Linked DNA regions of Mus musculus: all the other regions are linked to region 1. Evidence: chromatin loops called from intact Hi-C (ENCODE). Cell type or tissue: gastrocnemius. All regions are shown on one strand. Each heading gives the region's core, and the rest is flanking DNA. Links, peaks and the distances in the headings are about the cores only.

Region 1 (5,909 bases), core at 559-5,558:
ACCCAAGCACTCAATTCATCGGGAGTCACTGCTGTCTCAACACTACGGTAGAGGGGGGAATAGGTTAAACAAACTGCACAAGGTCACAGTACTTGGTGTAGCTGGGATTTGACCCTAGATCTCCAGCCATGCTTCCAATTGACCTCGTATCCCCGACAGGATGTGGAGTTATAGTCCAATTATGTAGCTTGAGGGGGAGGACAGTTGTAGTTCTCAAGGGTCCAGGTCAATGGTAGGTAGAGGATGAGAGGGGCTGGATCTTCTTCATTGGCATAAGAGAAGCCAAAGCTGAGGATAACTCTACAGAAGGTGGGGTGTGCACTTCCAGCAGCCGGGAGCATAGGCTTGAGTTCCCAAACACAGGACCAAACAGATGATCCCTGACCAGGCACCTCGACAGATAGCTACTACATGAATTAGAAAGTAACCCTCTGGGTGCTAGTTTCCCCCAGCGCTGATTGGCACCTCCTTTGAGTTTTGATCTACATTCTTTCTCCTCAAGGCCTTGGTATGCACAAGGGAGGATGCACAGCTGCAAGAAACCAGCATTGCCTGTGGTTTGAAGGTCTGCAGAGATGAGTGCATGCCCCATTAACACAGCCTGCTCCTGGAGCAGTAAGTTGGGAAATGGGCCACTCTGGAGGGCTCATCCCCACACTGTTGGATCCCCGATGGTCCAGGGATGTCCAATTGCTCCCTGTGTGGCTGCCTAGCTGGCCCAGTTCTAGCCTAGTTCTGAGATGTTAGTGTCAGGACAAGGTTGGATCCCGGCCTGACTGACTGGAGTCCCTGTCCTTGACTGTTGAAGGCCCTTGGTGTCCAGACACGGCTTGGGGGAGCGGTCACTCCTCAACCCCAAGGCGGGTAATGGTAGGCAATGCGGGCTTTCCTGTGCTAACTCAGCTTCTCTGTCCCCGATGTCTACTTGTAACTTTGCAGGAACTAGCCTGGTATCCTCTGTAGCTGGTCACCACTGGTCTATGAATGTCACAATCAGCTCCTGGCTGTAGGAGGCAGCGGCAGGTGGTGACCGTGTGTGTCCACGCGAGGTCGCTGCGCACCGCGGGCCGATCAACCGCGCAGTCTGCAAGAGCGAACTTTGGGCACCAGGGGGCGCGCGAGGACCAAGGTTAGCACAGCATGGACAGGAGTGCGGTGGTGGTGTGTCCCTCCCGCCTCGCCTCCGCGCGAGTCTTGGAACCGCTTGTTTTGAAATTCTACCTCCCTTTTTCCTTTACAGAGAAAGCGTGTGGAAAATCTAGGTTGACTAGCTGGGGAGCAGCGTTCACAGACCTGTGTGGCTGCCTCCTATTCGAATACCAGAGCTAATCCTCACCCCCACTCACCCTGCCCCCAATCTCCTGGTCCTTGGAAGCCACCTAGATGGCACTGCTGATTTGCACCCTGCGGGAGCCAGCATCCACCCTCTGGAGTGAAGCTTACCTGGTGGATAGCCATCAGCCTAACCTAGGCTTTCAGGTGTATATGTGGAACACCTCACCCCTATTCCCAGCTCCACTTCACAGAGGACACGCCATAGAATAAGGTGCCACAGTCTCATTGCATCATGAGATGGTACTGTCCCTATGATCTGTCACGGCCTGAAGAAGTTTGTGGATGTCTTCACGGTGACGCAACTCTCTTCCCCTTTCCATGCTGTGTTGCTTGGAGACAGTTCACACCTGAAGGGCAGGCATCTTTAGGGGGAGGTGCAAAACTGAGGTTCTGTTGGGAAAATTTTGGATATTCATCCCTTTACCCTGCTTATTCTTTTGTCTAGCCATTCGTTCATGTCAGGGGGTGCTTACCGGTATTTTATATCTGCTGCGGAGTTCTGCTCTCTGGGCACGATACGACCATGGCCGTCTCAAAATCATCAGCAGTTCCAACTATCTGCATAAGATCCTTGGCCACTAACATTCCCTCAAGGCTGGTGGGCCTGATAGGGTACGGCTCAGGAGGGTGTACTCGAGAGAAGGATATAATTGATGAACAGTTAGGGGCACTCTTCTTTGGAGGTGTGGCTGCCCATAAACTGTTCATGTTCCTATAAGTAACTCCAGTTAAATGTAATGATTAGTTAAGGTAGACGTTGGGGGTGTTGGCTCTTTGGTCTGTTGCTGGCACCCTGTCTGGAGGGAGATATCCATTTATCTCTCTCCATGCAAAGTTTAGCTACAATAGCCAAGGGAGTGAGGGAGGGAGTGGTCATGGAATGGTGGGAGGCGTGGCCACAGAAGGATGGGAGGCAGGGCTGGTGGTATACACAGGGGCCTCTGTGTGTGTGTGTGTGTGTGTGTGTGTGTCCCAATTCTAGTCTTTCTGAAACGGAATATTTCAAAGGAGAAACAAAACAAAACAAAACAAAACAAGACAGGTTTAGGATAAACCCTGTTGCCAAAACATACTGAGGATAGCCATTCACCGTAGCCTGGTCACTGTGGTAAGAAAGGCTGGGTCTGGGTGGCATGGTTGCTCTGGGTTTATCTATCCTTGGTCCTGGCCCTGTTCTATGTTCTAATGGCTATGGTCATGTCAAGAGTTCTCGGGACACAGATGTAGTTCCTGTTGGCATCCCCTATCAGCCTCAGCCAGTGCCCTTGCTCAGCGGACTCAAGCTGGGGGCCAGAGCTTTGCCTTCTGTTTTTTTTTTTTTTTAGTTTTTCAAGACAGGGTTTCTCTGTGTAGCCTTGGCTGTCCTGGAACTCACTCTGTAGACCAGGCTGGCCTCAAACTCAGAAATCCACCTGCCTCTGCCTCCCGAGTGCTGGCATTAAAGGCGTGTGCCACCACCGTTGGGCTAGAGCTTTGCCTTCTTAAGTGATGTCTCCACTGGGTGCTTCCTTAATGCCTATCACTGGCCCCCAAGAGAACCGACATGGACAGGGGCCGCCAGGGGCCCTGTAGAAACCTTTTCATCTGATCTGCCAGATGCTTGAACCTGTGTCGACAGAGTCATTTGTACGGCGCCGTCTCTGCTCTCTTGGGACACACCCTAGTCTCTTTGGATGGCCGTCTGCCCGGGGTGATGGATATAAGCTAATCCTGTCTGTCTTGGAAGAAGGTGGCAGCTTGGCAGTTAACAAAGGGTTTTAATTAAAGAGAAAAGAATCATTTTGGCAAACTAGTTTTGCTCCTAAACTCAAGTGATCTGTCAAAGCTATAAGTTTGGTTAATTTCCACATAAGTCTCACTGGAGGAATTCACCCCAGTATCTGTGGGAGACAGAGTCCCAGGTCCAGGGATCCTGGGGAGAGCTCTTCTCATTTCCTCCCTCCCTTGTGGAATTCTCCAAAGCTGTGCTCCTCTCTCTCTCAAGATCTATTTATTTATTTTATGTATATGAGTACACTGTAGCTGTACAGATGTAGTTGTGAGCTATCATGTGGTTGCTAGGAATTGAACTCAGGACCTCTGATCGCTCTGGCCCTGCTCACTCTAGCCCAAAGATTTATTTATTATTATATGTAAGTACACTGCAGCTGTCTATAGACACATCAGCAGAGGGCGTCAGATGTCATTACGGATGGTTGTGAGCCACCACCATGTGGTTGCCGGGATTAGAACTCAGGACCTTCGGAAGAGCAGTCAGTGCTCTTACCCTCTAAGCTACCTCTCCAGCCTGTGCAGTCACTCATTACCCCAGGTTGCCAATAGGTCCGGACCTTGCCTTGACCTCTTCTCCAGGCATGTGACCTTCTCACCCTGGCCCAGCCTGCCAGGACATGGCTGTTTACAGCTGCCTTGTGCTTTCTGTATGTGCTGGTTAGCTTTTGTCAAACTGACACAAATCTACACATAAGCCTGGGGAGAGGGAATTGTCAACCGAGGAACTGTCTCTACCAAATGACTTATGAGTGTGTGGTACTGAGTCCTGCCTCTCTGTGGGGTGCCCAGACACTGCTGCAATGGGAGGAGGCAGGGCAAAGTTCGAAACTGGCAGTTCACACTGGTTCCAGGTCTCCTCTCTGGGTACCCAGGTACCTCCAGCATACCACTGAGAGAGGGAGTTAGGAACTGGGGTCCATGGCCTAGCTTTCATCCATGTGCTGGGCAGGAGGGAGAGGGTAGAGCCCAGGATGAGCAAAATCCAGTCTGATTGGAAGCGAGGGCAGAGAGTACCAGAGGGGCTAGAGGGCAGAAAGCCTTCCTCAGGAGTCTTTGTTCTTTGGTCAAAGGCCTTACCCTCCTTCATCCTTAATGAAGCAGCTCTCTGAGACAACCCTTGCTTCTTCACATTGCTTCATTTGATGATGGATGTAAACACATACACTTTATTTGGGGCGAATCGGGGATTATATACCTCTTGTTGGAAGGAATACCCAGGAAGGGAAAGTCACTGACTAAACTATTTAGACACCTCACGAGCATGGAGAAGAACTCCAGTGTTATGCTACACGACTGGGTGCCCACGTTCCTCTCAGTGGGGTGTTGTGGTTATGTGTTCCTGAGCAAGTACAGAGACGGGTAGAGAAGGACTCCACTTCTGCCATCAAATCTCTGAGATTCCTAGGGTTTGAGCTCATTCAACCTTACCGGTTTTTATGCCTGTCTGGTAGAAATGTCCCACATACCCTAAATGAATATGCCTGTGAGGTATTTTCTTGATTGCGATTTGATTGATATGGAAGGGTCCAGCCCACTATGGGCGGTGCTATCTCTAGGCAGGTGGGCCTGCTCTGTATCAGAAAGCCGGATTTTTTTGCTCTATCTAGAACTTCAAGTACTAGACTGAAGAGATAGGGAGAGAGTGAGCAGTCTTCTCTTGTTTGATTTTAGTGGAATTGCTTTAAGTTTCTCTCCATTTAGTTCGATGTTGGCTATTGGCTTGCTGTATATTGCCTTTATTGTATTTAGATTTGTGCCTTGTATCTCTGGTCTCTCCAAGGTTTTTAACATGAAGGGTTGTTGGATCTTGTCAATGGCTTTCTCAGCATCTAATGAGATGATTATGTGTGTTTTTTTTCTTTCAGTTTGTTTATAAGGTGGATTATGTTCATGGATTTTCGTATGTTCAACCATCTCTGCATCCCTGGGATGGAGCCTACTTGATTATGGTGGATGATGTCTTTGATGTGTTCTTGGATTTGATGTGGTTTTTATTGAGTGTTTTTGCATCAATGTTCATAAGGGAAATTGGTCTGAAATTCTCTTTCTTTGTTAAGTTGCGTGGTTTTGGTATCAGGATGACTGTGGCCTCATAGAATGAATGAGTTCAGCAATGTTCTTTCTGTTTCTACCTTGTGGAATAGTTTGAGATGTATGGTATTAGCTCTTTTTGAAAGTCTGGTAGAATTCTGTGCGCTTACCATCTGGCCCTGGGCTTGTTTTGGTTGGGAGACTTTAATGACTTGCTTCTATTTCCATAGGGGTTATAGGTCTAGTTATATAGTTTACCTGACCTTGATTTAACTTTAGTAATTTGTATCTGTGTAGAAAATCATTTGTTTTACTTAGATTTTTTTTTTCCAATTTTGTGGAGTACAGGCTTTTGAAATAAGACCTAATGATTTTTTGAATTTCCTCTGTATCTGTTATGCCTCCCTTTTCATTTCTGATTATGCTTCTTTGGATATTGTCTCTCTGCCTTTTAGCTAGTTTGGCTAAGGGTTTGTCTATCTTGTTGGTTTTCTCAAAGAACCAGCTCTTTGTTTTGTTGATTCTTTGTATGTCTGCAGACAGGAGCGGAGCATAACTGTCCTCAGAGGCTCCACCCAGCAGCCAATGGAAAGAGATGCCGAGGCCCATAGCCAGATGGATGGAGCTTGGTTATGGAAGAGGTGAGGGAAGGATTGAGGGACCCGAACAGGACAGGGATTCCATTGGAAGAGAGTCAACTAACCTGTACCCTTGGGGGCTCCCAGAGAGTGAACCACCAACCAAAGAACTGAGCACGGGCCGGATCTTGC
Region 2 (5,909 bases), core at 370-5,369, 600 kb after region 1:
TTTCCATTTGTTGCATCTTGGACACCCACACAAGCATTCCTCTTTAGATGGCTATTGCCTCAGCACTGTAGACAGAAGAACTGGGAGTACTGACAGCTATCAGCTGCCTTAGTTAAGGCAGCAGGAGCTCTTTGAAGAAGGCAGCAGTGATGCCATGAGGGAAGAGAGCCCAGCACATCACAGCCACTTCTGTAAGCTATGGCCTTGTCTCCAAATGGTCGGTGCTACAATGTACATATATCACTCTCAAAGTGCAAGTGATGTAGTGCAGACTGGAAGGCATACTAGTTATGCACAGGTAAGTGGCATGAGACTATTCTAGCTGTGTCTTCTATGCATTATTTACCCACCGCCTACTTCACACAAATTGTGTGTGTGTGTTTGTGTGTGCGTGCACATGCACACACGCATGTGCACACTGTGAGCAGCAGAATTTATCATGAATGTCTTTCTCGAACATTCTCTATTTTATTTACTAAGGCAAGGTCTCTTGTTGAACCAGGAGCTTGCTGATTCAATGAATCCAGCTAGCTAGCTTGATCCAGGGATTCACTGTCTCTGTCTACTAATCTTTAGGATTATAGATAGATTACCATGTCCATCTGGCTTTAGGTGGGTGCTGGGAATCCAAAGTCCAGTTTTTATAGTTGCACAAGTGATTCACCCCCTTAACAATGCACCCAACCCCAACCATTATTTTTTTTTGAGACAAAATCTTTTATTGGCCTAGAACTCACCAATGAGAACAGCAAATATGAAGGATCAACTCATTTCTGCCTTCCAAGCCTCGGGGTGACAAGTATGTACCATAATACCTGGCTTTGTTGCACATGTGTTGGGGGTTTAACTCAAGCTCCCATGCTTGAGTGACAAGCAGTTTACCATGGAGCCCTCTCCCTGGAGAGAAGAGCTGAATTTAAGGCAAAGGTTTTCCCTTGAAATTTCACACGAAATGCTGGCTACCAATATACATATTTTATGTAAACTTTTTCTGAACTATTCAACCATTTCACTTTCTAAGAAGCTGTGACATTTCTTGTCCCCCCAGGGAGAATGAATCTTTTCATGAAGAAGAAGAAAATACCCCTTAGTTTGTGGATCTTCCCTTTATGTTGCTTTTCAGGTTCAGGTGGTGGGATATGTTTCTTATCATCTAATTTGGCCAGCGACAATACACACTATCTTCTTTTAACCTAAAATGTGATGAGAGGTTACTCTAGAGTCAAGGAGAAGTTACTCTAAGGTGCATATGTCCAACTACTTGGCAGTTATTTCCCATTAGTGTCAGGGAGGCTCCTGGTACAGAGGCATGCCAACAGTAAAAAAAAAAAAAAAAAAGAAGTCTGTCCTTGGTCTACAGAGTACTCCCATCATTTGAGTCTGTGAGATTTCAACACTACACACATATAGAAACCTGCATGTAGGAAGGAAGACAAGAATAGTCAGAAAGGTTTTCTTTTAAAAAAAATGTTTCTTGCACATTAGCAGAGTGAAGTGCTAAGGACTTCGGCCATTCGGATAGCCTGGGACACAGCAATAATCATACCCTGTGACATCAGAGGCCACAGTACTCACCAATACTCTAGGACCGATAAAGCATCAGGCATGAAATCTCGATAAAAGATCCCAGAAAAATAACCAAACTTGATTTTAGAGGGCTTCTGGCATAAGCACACTCTACGAGTTTCCAGTAATTCCAGTCTCAGCTCTTTCAGATTGTGCGTACACAGTCTCCAACAAGTCACTGAGTAACTGAGCCTCAGCCCACTCTCCTCACACATTCTGCCTTCTGCTTGAAGTCAGTTTACCTGCCATATTTTATATGGTCATCTCTCATAGAAGGAAGGAAGTTTCCTTCATCCATTTACCTGCTGACAGGCCTTGACTTTGTTCCTACACTTCCAACAGGCTCTGGCTGGTTTGGTTAGTCTTGGGCAGAGATAGGTGTCAGAAGTTCTGAAGTAAAAGTCTGTCCTGGTTCCCAGCAGATCCTGCACCTTCAGTTCTCTGCTTTTGAGCACATTCATAACAATATGATCTTTCCCAAAACCTGGAGGACATGGAGATAGCTGCAGTGTGCCTTATGTTTGACTTATGTTGGTAGAAAGCATCAAAATCTTCATGGAAAATGCAGTCATGCAACTTAAAGGTTCCTGGCCCAGGGTCGCCTGCAGTATCACCCTGCTTCTCAGGCATGGTACCTCTGGCCGTCCCAATCCCAAACTGTAGAAAAGTCACAGGATCCTTTTAATTCCAGTCAGTTTTCATGAAGATTCTCCATTTCTCGCCTAGATCCAAATCCCTTTCTTCCTTTTCCCTCTGTTTATTATCAGACAGAACTCATACTGGGATTGTGTTTATAGTTTCAAGACTCTTACTCCTCTGTGTAAAGTCTGTTCTGTGCGCTCCCTGGAAGCTGCATTTGACTGAGGAGCAGCAGTCAGTGCTAGCACCTCAGCTCACAGCCTGGCCAGAGTTCAGCACAGTAGACAGTTCAGCACCACAGACAGTTCACTGTTGCCCAAAGGCCAGCCTTTAGGAGCACGGAAGGCACCATGGACAGTAGGATTTGGGCTTGTTTTGCGCTCAGAATCGCCTATCTGCAGTTCTGTTAGCATGGCTGAAGTTCAGGACCACAGACAGCTCCACTCAGTTTCCTGACTTGGACTGGGGCTCAGCACAAGGAACAGCTCCCCCTGGCTGCAGGCCGTAGGGGCAGCTCTTCTCAGAACTGGAATTGATGCTTGTCAGGTTGTTGTTTTCCAGAAAGGCTGATGTCTGATTTCCTGGCAGACTCAACACTTGTGAAAAAAGGTGTCCTTGCCTGTGAGATGGGGAACTTACTCCATTTCCAGGAATCAGAAGTACACAGCCAGGTTCACCGTATTAAGAGAGGAGGCACTGAGTAAAGATCAGCACTCTGCCCCTCCATCTGACAGGAAGTAAAAAATGTCCCACTCCTCTGTAATATACAGATAGAAGGACACACACAGAGCAGAGCTGGGTATCCAGGTCCCAGAAGGGCTCGGTCTACCTCACTCCGATTCTGTTGCCTCAATATTCTTCTGAGAAGTAGGCTGTAGGCATGAGGCACATACAACCTATCTAATGTGTCTAAGTGAGAGGAATATACTCCCATCTGCCTCAGTGTGTGCCAGCAATGCTCCAATAGGCTTCAGTGGACATATTCAAGGAACTCAGATGTCCTCAGCTTTGCAAAAAATATCACTACACTGGAGAGAGTCTGGGAAAAATGCTAAGTCCAGGTAGAAATATCCTACCATGTTCCCACAGCTCAGCTGAAGTAGGAATTATTCTAATCCAGCCAATAACATTTTAGAATATGAGGCTCACTGCCTTGTATCTATATCTATGGAAAACTACAGAAGTCATGGATTAACAATGTCTGAGAAAGTAATGAATACAGTAGTCATGCCTTCTGACACCCAGCTATGAACTTGATTTGGAAACAATACTGGGAGAACATCCAGAAAGTTCAAGGTAGCTCTTCAGTCAGTATGGTTGCCCAACACAGGAGGTACTACGTGGTTGTTTGGGTGGTGTTCCAACCAGTTCCCTTCTCATCACTGAGGCGATGGCACGGCAGTATCAGGGCCACCACTATCACCTTCACTGGGTTCTGTTTTCAAGAGAAGTTTGATTTGGTCATCACTGCAGCCTTGCCAGGGTTTGAAAGCTGTAAGTCAGCTTTCCATCTCTGACAAAACACCCATGAAAAACAACTGAAAAGATAAATGACTTCCTTTGGCCTGTAGTATCAGAAGTTACAGTCCAGTGTTAGCTGGGGCCTCATTCCTAGGTGTATGACAAAGAACAATATGGAGGAGAACAGGAATTCAACTTACGGGAACTATGAAAAAGAAAAGGAGAAAGAGAGTGACAGTGGACCAGACAGATCCTTAAAGACAGATATCTCAAGTGATGTGGTAATCGGAATGAGAATGGCTCCCAGAGGCTCATACTGGTCTCCAGTTGGTGGAACTATTTGGGAAGAACTAGGAGATGTGGCATTGTTGGAGGAGATGTGTCACTGGGGGCAGGCTTTGAGAGTTCAATGTCTCACACTGTTCCCTGTTAGAATTCTCTGCCTCCTGCTTGTGGATAAAAATGTGAACTATCAGTTGCTTTTCAAGGAACCTATCGCCATGTTTTTGCTCCATCATCATCGACTCTAACATTCTGTAATTATAAACTTGGTTAAACTCCTTCTTTTCTAAGATGTTTTGGTCATGATGTCTTATCACAGCATTAGAAAATATGTTTAAACAAGTGACCTATTTTCTTTATGCAGGTCTTATCTCCTAATAGACTACCCAGCTATGAAGCCATCAGTGGAGTAACTCACTGTTAAGGTCCGTACATTCATAATCAAATCTGCTTTAGAGACAAAGCCTTTATCAAATGAGCATTTGTGTGTGTGTGGGGGGGGGCATTCCCTATAAAAACCATAACAAAGCCCAGAACTGAGGAGATCTGAGGCAAGAGGGCCTGAGGGCTGAGGCAGAATAGATACAGACAAGCACAAAGGGAGCATATATGCTATTGCAGGTGATTATCTAAGTGTCTGCAACATATGTGCAACTTTGACCTTCACAGGAGCTTCTTGAGTGGGGACAGAAAAGCCCATCCTGCATCAAACAGGAACACAGAAGCTCCTGACATGACTGCCTTCTGGTAGCTCATAGATATGACAGGACATGTTTCTGTCTTCTGAGCCCAGTAACCATTCACAGTTCCAGGGAAGAGATTTCAAGATGTAGATGATTCTTATGGAACCTGAAGGGGAGGCAGTAAGGCATGACTCCACAGCATTGGGCAACTTAGAGGAGGTGTGATGTCTGCCTAAGGGACATCATATGGCATTGATGGGGGAAGTGCATCACTGGGGTCAGCTTCCTCAAAGAGGCTGGTCCATAATGTGTACATAGATGATAACTGTGTCGACATTGACTCAACATATAAAACCATTGCATTTTCTGTAGTTACTCTGTAACTTGGGTTTTCTGGACACAAAGACGATGCTTATGCTAGCACTCAAGTTTGCTTCACTTACTGAGCATCTGTATTTCCCAGGCATCTTCACAGTTTGCCTTGATCTATTTATACTTGTTTTTATAGCTCTACATGTGAAACTTCTTGGAGATGCAAAGCCCTGTACAAGATAATTGTCAACTTATTCACTAGAAAACAATGCTCATTTAGTTTCCAGATGTAAGGAAAGGTCCAGTTATCAAGCTCCACATACTCTGGTCAAGGACACTGGACAAGAGCACATCAGGTTAAGAGACTGTGAGAAAGTGGATGCCAGAAATAGGGGGTAGCTTCACCTAGAAACATAAACACATGAAAGGCCAGTTTCTGAGGGCTGGAGAGATTGCTCAACGGTTAAGAGCACTGACTGCTCTTCCAGAGGTCCTGAGCTCCATTCTCAGCAACTATATGGTGGCTGACAACCATCTGTAATGGGATCTGATGCCTTCTTTTGGTGTGCCTGAAGACAGCAACAGTGTATAACATATATATATATATATATATATATATATATATATATATATATATATAATTTTTAAAAATTTTATTTTAAAGAAAGGCCAGTTTCCACAAACAAAGCTTGGGTGATAACTAGAGAGAGTTCCGGAGTTGATTCCTTACAACTGCCAAGCATTCCAAAAGATTTAGTGAGTTTTAGAGGTCCTGGTCTGGAAAGCAAAGCAGTATACTAGCTTTCCTAAGAGGATAGACAGGTCCAGAAGGAAGATTTTTAACACTAGCTCTGGAGGATAGTGCTCAAGATACAAGGGAGTCCCAAGAAATCATGAAAACCAGAAAGTTACCATCTAAATGTACATGGAGACCATGTGTGCACAGCTTAGGCAATAAGAGCCTCT
Region 3 (5,909 bases), core at 370-5,369, 300 kb after region 1:
AGGGAGGGAGGGAGGGAGGGGGGAAGGGAGGGAGGAGGGAGGGAAGGAAGGAGGGGGGAGTTTAACTTAAAATTTGTTGTGAGCATGAGGCTGTGCAAAGCTTCAGAGGACCTCTGTATAAGGCATGCGTGCTGCAGGAAGGAGCAGGAGCCTGATATATTTAGGAATATACCCATAGGAAGGCACTGGCTCTCATTGGCCTATTTGCATTCCATCCTTAAGAATGAGAGAGTGTTCCTAGCCAAATGGATGGACCTGGAGGGCATCATCCTGAGTGAGGTAACACATTCACAAAGAAACTCACACAATATGTACTCACTGATAAGTGGATATTAGCCCCAAACCTAGGATACCCAAGATATAAGATATAATTTGCTAAACACATGAAACTCGAGAAGAATGAAGACTGAAGTGTGGGCACTATGCCCCTCCTTAGATTTGGGAACAAAACACCCATGGAAGGAGTTACAGAGACAAAGTTTGGAGCTGAGATGAAAGGATGGACCTCGTAGAGACTGCCATATCCAGGGATCCACCCCATAATCAGCATCCAAACGCTGACACCATTGCATACACTAGCAAGATTTTATTGAAAGGACCCAGATGTAGCTGTCTCTTGTGAGACTATCCCGGGGCCTAGCAAACACAGAAGTGGATGCTCACAGTCAGCTAATGGATGGATCATAGGGCTCCCAACGGAGGAGCTAGAGAAAGTAGCCAAGGAGTTAAAGGGATCTGCAACCCTATAGGTGGAACAACATTATGAACTAACCAGTACCCCGGAGCTCTTGACTCTAGCTGCATATATATCAAAAAATGGCCTAGTCGGCCATCACTGGAAAGAGAGGCCCATTGGACTTGCAAACTTTATATGCCCCAGTACAGGGGAACACCAGGGCCAAAAAGGGGGAGTGGGTGGGCAGGGGAGTGGGGGTGGGTGGATATGGGGGACTTTTGGTATAGCATTGGAAATGTAAATGAGCTAAATACCTAATAAAAAATGGAAAAAAAAAAGAAAAAAAAAAAAAAAGAATGAGAGAGTGGAATCCACCCTGGGCAAATCACTGTGATGTTCCAAACACAGGGGGTGGATAGTTACTTTTCTCACCACTGTGACAAAAATGTAACCAAAGCAACTTAAGAAAGAGCAAGTTTATTTTGGCTCACAGTTTGAAGACACAGTCCATCACAGTGGAGAAGTCAGGGAGGCAGGAGCTTGACGTGGCTGGTCACATTGTAACCACAGACAGGAAGCAGAGAGAGATGAGTGTTGGTGCTCAGCTCACTTTCTCCTTTGTGTCTAACTGGGGGCCTAGCCCATGGCACCGTGCTGCCTATCAACTCAATCTGGAGACTTTCCTACACATGCCCAGATGTTTATCTCCTAGGTAATCTTTAGATATAGTGAAATCACTAATCAATCTTAACTATCACAAGATGTAAGAAGAATTCATTGTAATCTTATTTCGACTTGAATTGATATGTCAGAGTGAAGCATTTGGGGGAGAGCCATTCTCTTGTTCTTTATGATGAAATCAGCAACAATTTGGTTCTTCACAATTGAATATACCATGTCAAGAGGATGTAGATATACTATAAAACATCGACGGGTTGGCTGGTTCGTTGATTGATTGACGCATGCTCCAGAGGTTCAGTTCAGTTGCTGTATCCCACAGAGCAGGCATTGCTTATACAAGGATAAGAGTAGTCAGACAGGCATGGCCCCTGCCATATGCAACCTTTACCCACTATGAAAAGACAATTATCAGATAATTGCAATGGCTTAATTGTGGTCAGACTAGCTCACACAGAGAAAATACTATGAAGATATCATGGATAGCTGGGGCTATCATTCCAAGCTATTTAAAAGAGAAAAGGCCAGAACCAGCCACTCATGTGTTGGCGTATCAGAGAGATGGATTCGGGATGCTGGGACGGCTTAGATGGCTGACACTGGGCCTCCGGGGTCTGACTAGGAGATGGGCTATGGTTTTCCCTGGATGAGGTCACTGAAAAGCATGATTGCTGTGCTTACAAACATTCTGCTTGGGGATCTCCTGAGTGAATGGTGCATTGAATTTTGTTGCATTTCCAATCAAACTAATTAGGAGAGGCTGCTCTTCTAGGTAAATCATATCATCACCATGCCAAGGCCAAGCATGGATATTTTTCAAGAGAGTACCTAGTGCTTATACCATCAAGTCCAAGCTGTTTGCTAAAAATATGCACAGTCTGATTGCCACCTGCTTGAGAATCAGGGTTGATGGACTTAACAGAAACGGCAGCATTAATTTCCATACTGATTTCCCTTGGAAGATAACGTGATATGGTCACAGTGCTACACATCTTTATAAACCACAGCTCTGAACTTCAGAAGTAAGAGGAGATCTGGGTGCCCCACAGCTCACTGGGTTGCTGGGATCAGTGGGTACTCACCTGTGTCGCCTGATGGAGGCATAGAGGGTCTGTTGGGACAAAGCCTGGCTCTTGGCCATGAGGTCCTGTGCCAAAGGGATGAGGAACCGGTAGCTACCCCGGAAGAAAACCATGAACATGTCACAGTACCAGCTATGTTGTATTTTTAATTTATGGAGCAGCATAGTTGTGGGGAGATATTTTAAGGCAGGAAAGATTTTGAGACCATTGCCTGTAATTTATTGTTTATCACACAAGTGAGCTGAGAAATTAAAGTTTGTAGAAAGGTTGGTTCAGAGGTTTTCATGTAGGGGAGGCAAGCGTCCCTTTCCTGGGATGTGCTAGACTTTCTGTCCATTTCTTCTAAGACCTCCTTTCTTTTCCTTTTCAAAAAAAGTTCAATATGTAGTTTCTGCAGGGAAAAGAAAAACAGTAAGAGACTCAATTGGGGGAACTTCTAGGGATACCCCTCCCCAAGTCAAGGTATATCTGAGCCAGCTCCTTGTGATACATCTGCTGCCCTCTGGTGGCCTTTCTGGTCCCTACAGACTCTGCTCTTGAACCAGGAGTACAGGGTCATCAGGCTGGACTTTGGCAACCATCTTGCCAGGTATTCCCAGAACTGTGTCAACTTACAGTGGGCCTCAGTGTCCCATGTGCAGATAGATGGTGGGACACTGAGATGTTCCTGTCCACTGCCTCCATCTCTGTGCCTCTGTGACACATCTAAGAGGATTCGGGTCTACTCTAAGGCATCCCTTGTTTCATCAAATGTCTATACATCCTCTGCTTTTATCAATGAATTTATATGAGGGAGGCATCTCGTTTAGTTGGCAGGATGTCTCACCTAAATTTCTAATGTAAAAAGATTCTCTCAAAAGAACAACATCTCTCTATGGAATTCTATCATAGGATTCAGTCAGTGATCAAAAGGCCGGAGAAGACAGCAGCTCCTACTTCAGACTGCTCCACAGGGAACAAATGGAGAGGAGGGCGCACTAGTGGGGACTTGTTTACAAATAGACCTGGAAAGAGCCAATTCTACTTCATTAGCATCATGGGGCCACTCTTGTTGAACTGAATTGGGTTTTCTTGAGCAGCACATCCTGGGGACCCCTTGAGCCTTCCTGCAGCTCCCATGTTACCTCTATTAATAGCAAGCCTTTCTCATTTCAGTCTGTAATGGAGAAATGAGTTGGCTTTGAAGTCCATTGTGTTCCTGGGGGCTATTAGGGTTCAGTGTTGGACGGTGATTGCGTAGACTATGACCTTTGGTGGAACTCACAATTGAGGTTAAGGACTATCAGGGAGCAGAGGGTGAAATTATACATTTGCTTCTGGGGCGCAGAAGTGGTCCTCGGCCAGGAGAGTGGCTTTGAAGTTGATGACCAGTGAACTTAATGCAACTGAACTTGTTAGAAATGGAGTTGTCTGATAAATGTTCTCTACAGAATAATGGATGCTGAAGTTGTTCATTAATCTACTGATCCATTTATCCACCCATCTATTTTTCTAAGTGTTCCTTGAAAAATTCCTTGCCCATACGGTGCCAAGATAGAGGGCTGATGATATGAAATTACCTGGAGGATCTGCCTACCTTCAAAGCTCTATTTGCACTTGCATTTAGAAACCGTGACCTCTTTTCTCCTGTCAAGGCTAAATCACACATTTCAAAACATTTGACCCTAGTCTTATTTCCCACCATACTGGATTCTATGTAGATCAACTATGTGAATTGAACCTCCTGTTCTCCTGGGATGCAGAGACGTTCTTTGGGACCCCTACTTGGGTAAATGAACATCACCATCTACCTTCTCCAGAGGTTCCACTCCACTAGCTGTCACTAACAGAGGTGGCAAAACTTCCCCTCCCTCCCTAAGCATCGATTTCTGTTATTTTTTTTAAATCCATTTACGTCTTAGACACGTGTGGATTCTATCATGCTGCTTAGTCTTAGAGGGGGGTGCATGAAGAGCCTCCACGAAACTTTAAAGCCTCGTTCTTTCTGCTTCCATCCTGTGGGTTACAGAGTGGGAGATATGGCAGTAGCAAGTTTTGTTGGCTAATATAAGAAATAAAAAGACAGACCTCCATTTGTAAGATGAACTTGGGAAGACGTCCTCCTCACAGCTCCATCCATCCTCATGCTCCCAGCTCAGCTCACTCTTCGTCAATTCCAGGAAACACTGGGCTTTTCTCTAGACCTCATTTCTCCCATGTCACCTGCACCATGTGCTGTGGTCCAGGCAATGTCGCTGTCAGCAGGATGGCGTGTCTCTGCTTAGCGATATTGCTGCCTTTTTCTTTATGTCTAAGGGGCAGCCCTCTAACATTCTGCTTACTGATGGATTATTACTATGAAATTAAGAACTTGGCCCATAACATGTACTTGTAACATTAGTATTATATTTTAAAAAGACTTTTTTCTTCAAAATATAAGAACAATTTAGGTCCACATATTTGTTTTATGCTGTGTTTAAAAAGGAGAATGTATATAAAATTGGAGAGAAAGGCCAGTGACCTTGGCTTAATGAAAGTTTTTAGTTTCTGAGTTTTGACTGGATTGAGTTATGTTTAATCTTGAAAAAGATCTCAGGTGGGAAGAAAGGATTAATGAAATGTTTTGAGCTCAACTAAGCAAAGGGACACAGTCATGCCGCATGCTCAGTCTTTCTAGAAAGCAAATGATGAAAGGATGCCTGACCTCAGGGAAAATCTCACGCTGTCTTCTCTCTAGTGTCTCCATTAGCTGCTTCCTCTTTGCTGAGGGTAAACCTGAGAACCAGATCTTAAGGGAGACAGAACTGATTTTACTCAGAGTTTGAAAACACTGTCCATTATGACAGAGAACGGGTGGATTAAGAAGGAATCACCCATCATGGAGCAGAAGGCATGGAACAAGAAGGTACTGCTGACCAGCAGCATAGTGGAGTAGATATAAGCACCAGCCATTGTGGTGGAGAAGGTGAGGAGCAAGAAGGTATTGTCTGTCCACCATGGTGGAGAAATTGTAGAGCAAGAAAGTCCTATCCACCACGGTGGAGAAGGTGTGGAGCAAGAGTGGCTCTAGCTCTGGAGGCAGAACTGTGAGTTAACACGAGCCAAATGCTGCCACTCCTCACAAATGATATCATTTGCTCTTTGTATGTTCAGACTAAGCCCCAAGCCCATGGATTGAAAAGTGCTGTCCACATCCAGAGTGGGTCTTCGGTCCTCAGTTAAGCCTCTTTGGAAATGCTCTGATGGACACACCTGGATATGTGTCTCCTAGGTGATTCAAAACCCACCTAGTTGACAATGCAGATAAACTATCATGGTGCCTGTGATGGCTAGTCTTGCCTGTCATCCTGACTTCATCTGGAATTAGCTAAGACCCAAATGACTGGGCAAGGCTGTAAGGGATTTTTTTTTTCTTAATGAAATAATTTTAAGTGAGAAAACGCACTTCTAGTCTGGATCTTTGATGTGTGAAGAAGATACACTTTTAACCTGGA

What was found. Hi-C counts contacts between places; a loop is a spot of excess contacts. Peaks named below come from ENCODE experiments on the same cell type or tissue, not always from the same donor. Only the 100,000 strongest peaks of a DNase experiment are listed, where the experiment ranks them.
Region 2: a loop joins it to region 1, with 5 times the contacts of the local background. A loop is called at or near these places in 21 of 42 quality-filtered maps.
Region 3: a loop joins it to region 1, with 8 times the contacts of the local background. A loop is called at or near these places in 31 of 42 quality-filtered maps.

What each region holds. Positions count from the first base shown.
Region 1 is chr7:137,477,370-137,483,278 of GRCm38, forward strand. No RefSeq gene overlaps it. Among named protein-coding and RNA genes, the nearest start is that of Glrx3, 43 kb to the left of the region's middle. In gastrocnemius, for the core only: a CTCF peak has its summit at 1,065 (motif pointing right); DNase peaks (open chromatin) are centred at 1,096 and 2,975; H3K4me3 peaks cover 259 bases.
Region 2 is chr7:138,081,578-138,087,486 of GRCm38, forward strand. No RefSeq gene overlaps it. Among named protein-coding and RNA genes, the nearest start is that of Gm25798, 17 kb to the right of the region's middle. In gastrocnemius, for the core only: a CTCF peak has its summit at 2,705; a DNase peak (open chromatin) is centred at 2,660.
Region 3 is chr7:137,781,214-137,787,122 of GRCm38, forward strand. No RefSeq gene overlaps it. Among named protein-coding and RNA genes, the nearest start is that of 4930570E01Rik, 130 kb to the left of the region's middle. In gastrocnemius, for the core only: a CTCF peak has its summit at 2,938 (motif pointing left); DNase peaks (open chromatin) are centred at 2,478 and 2,947.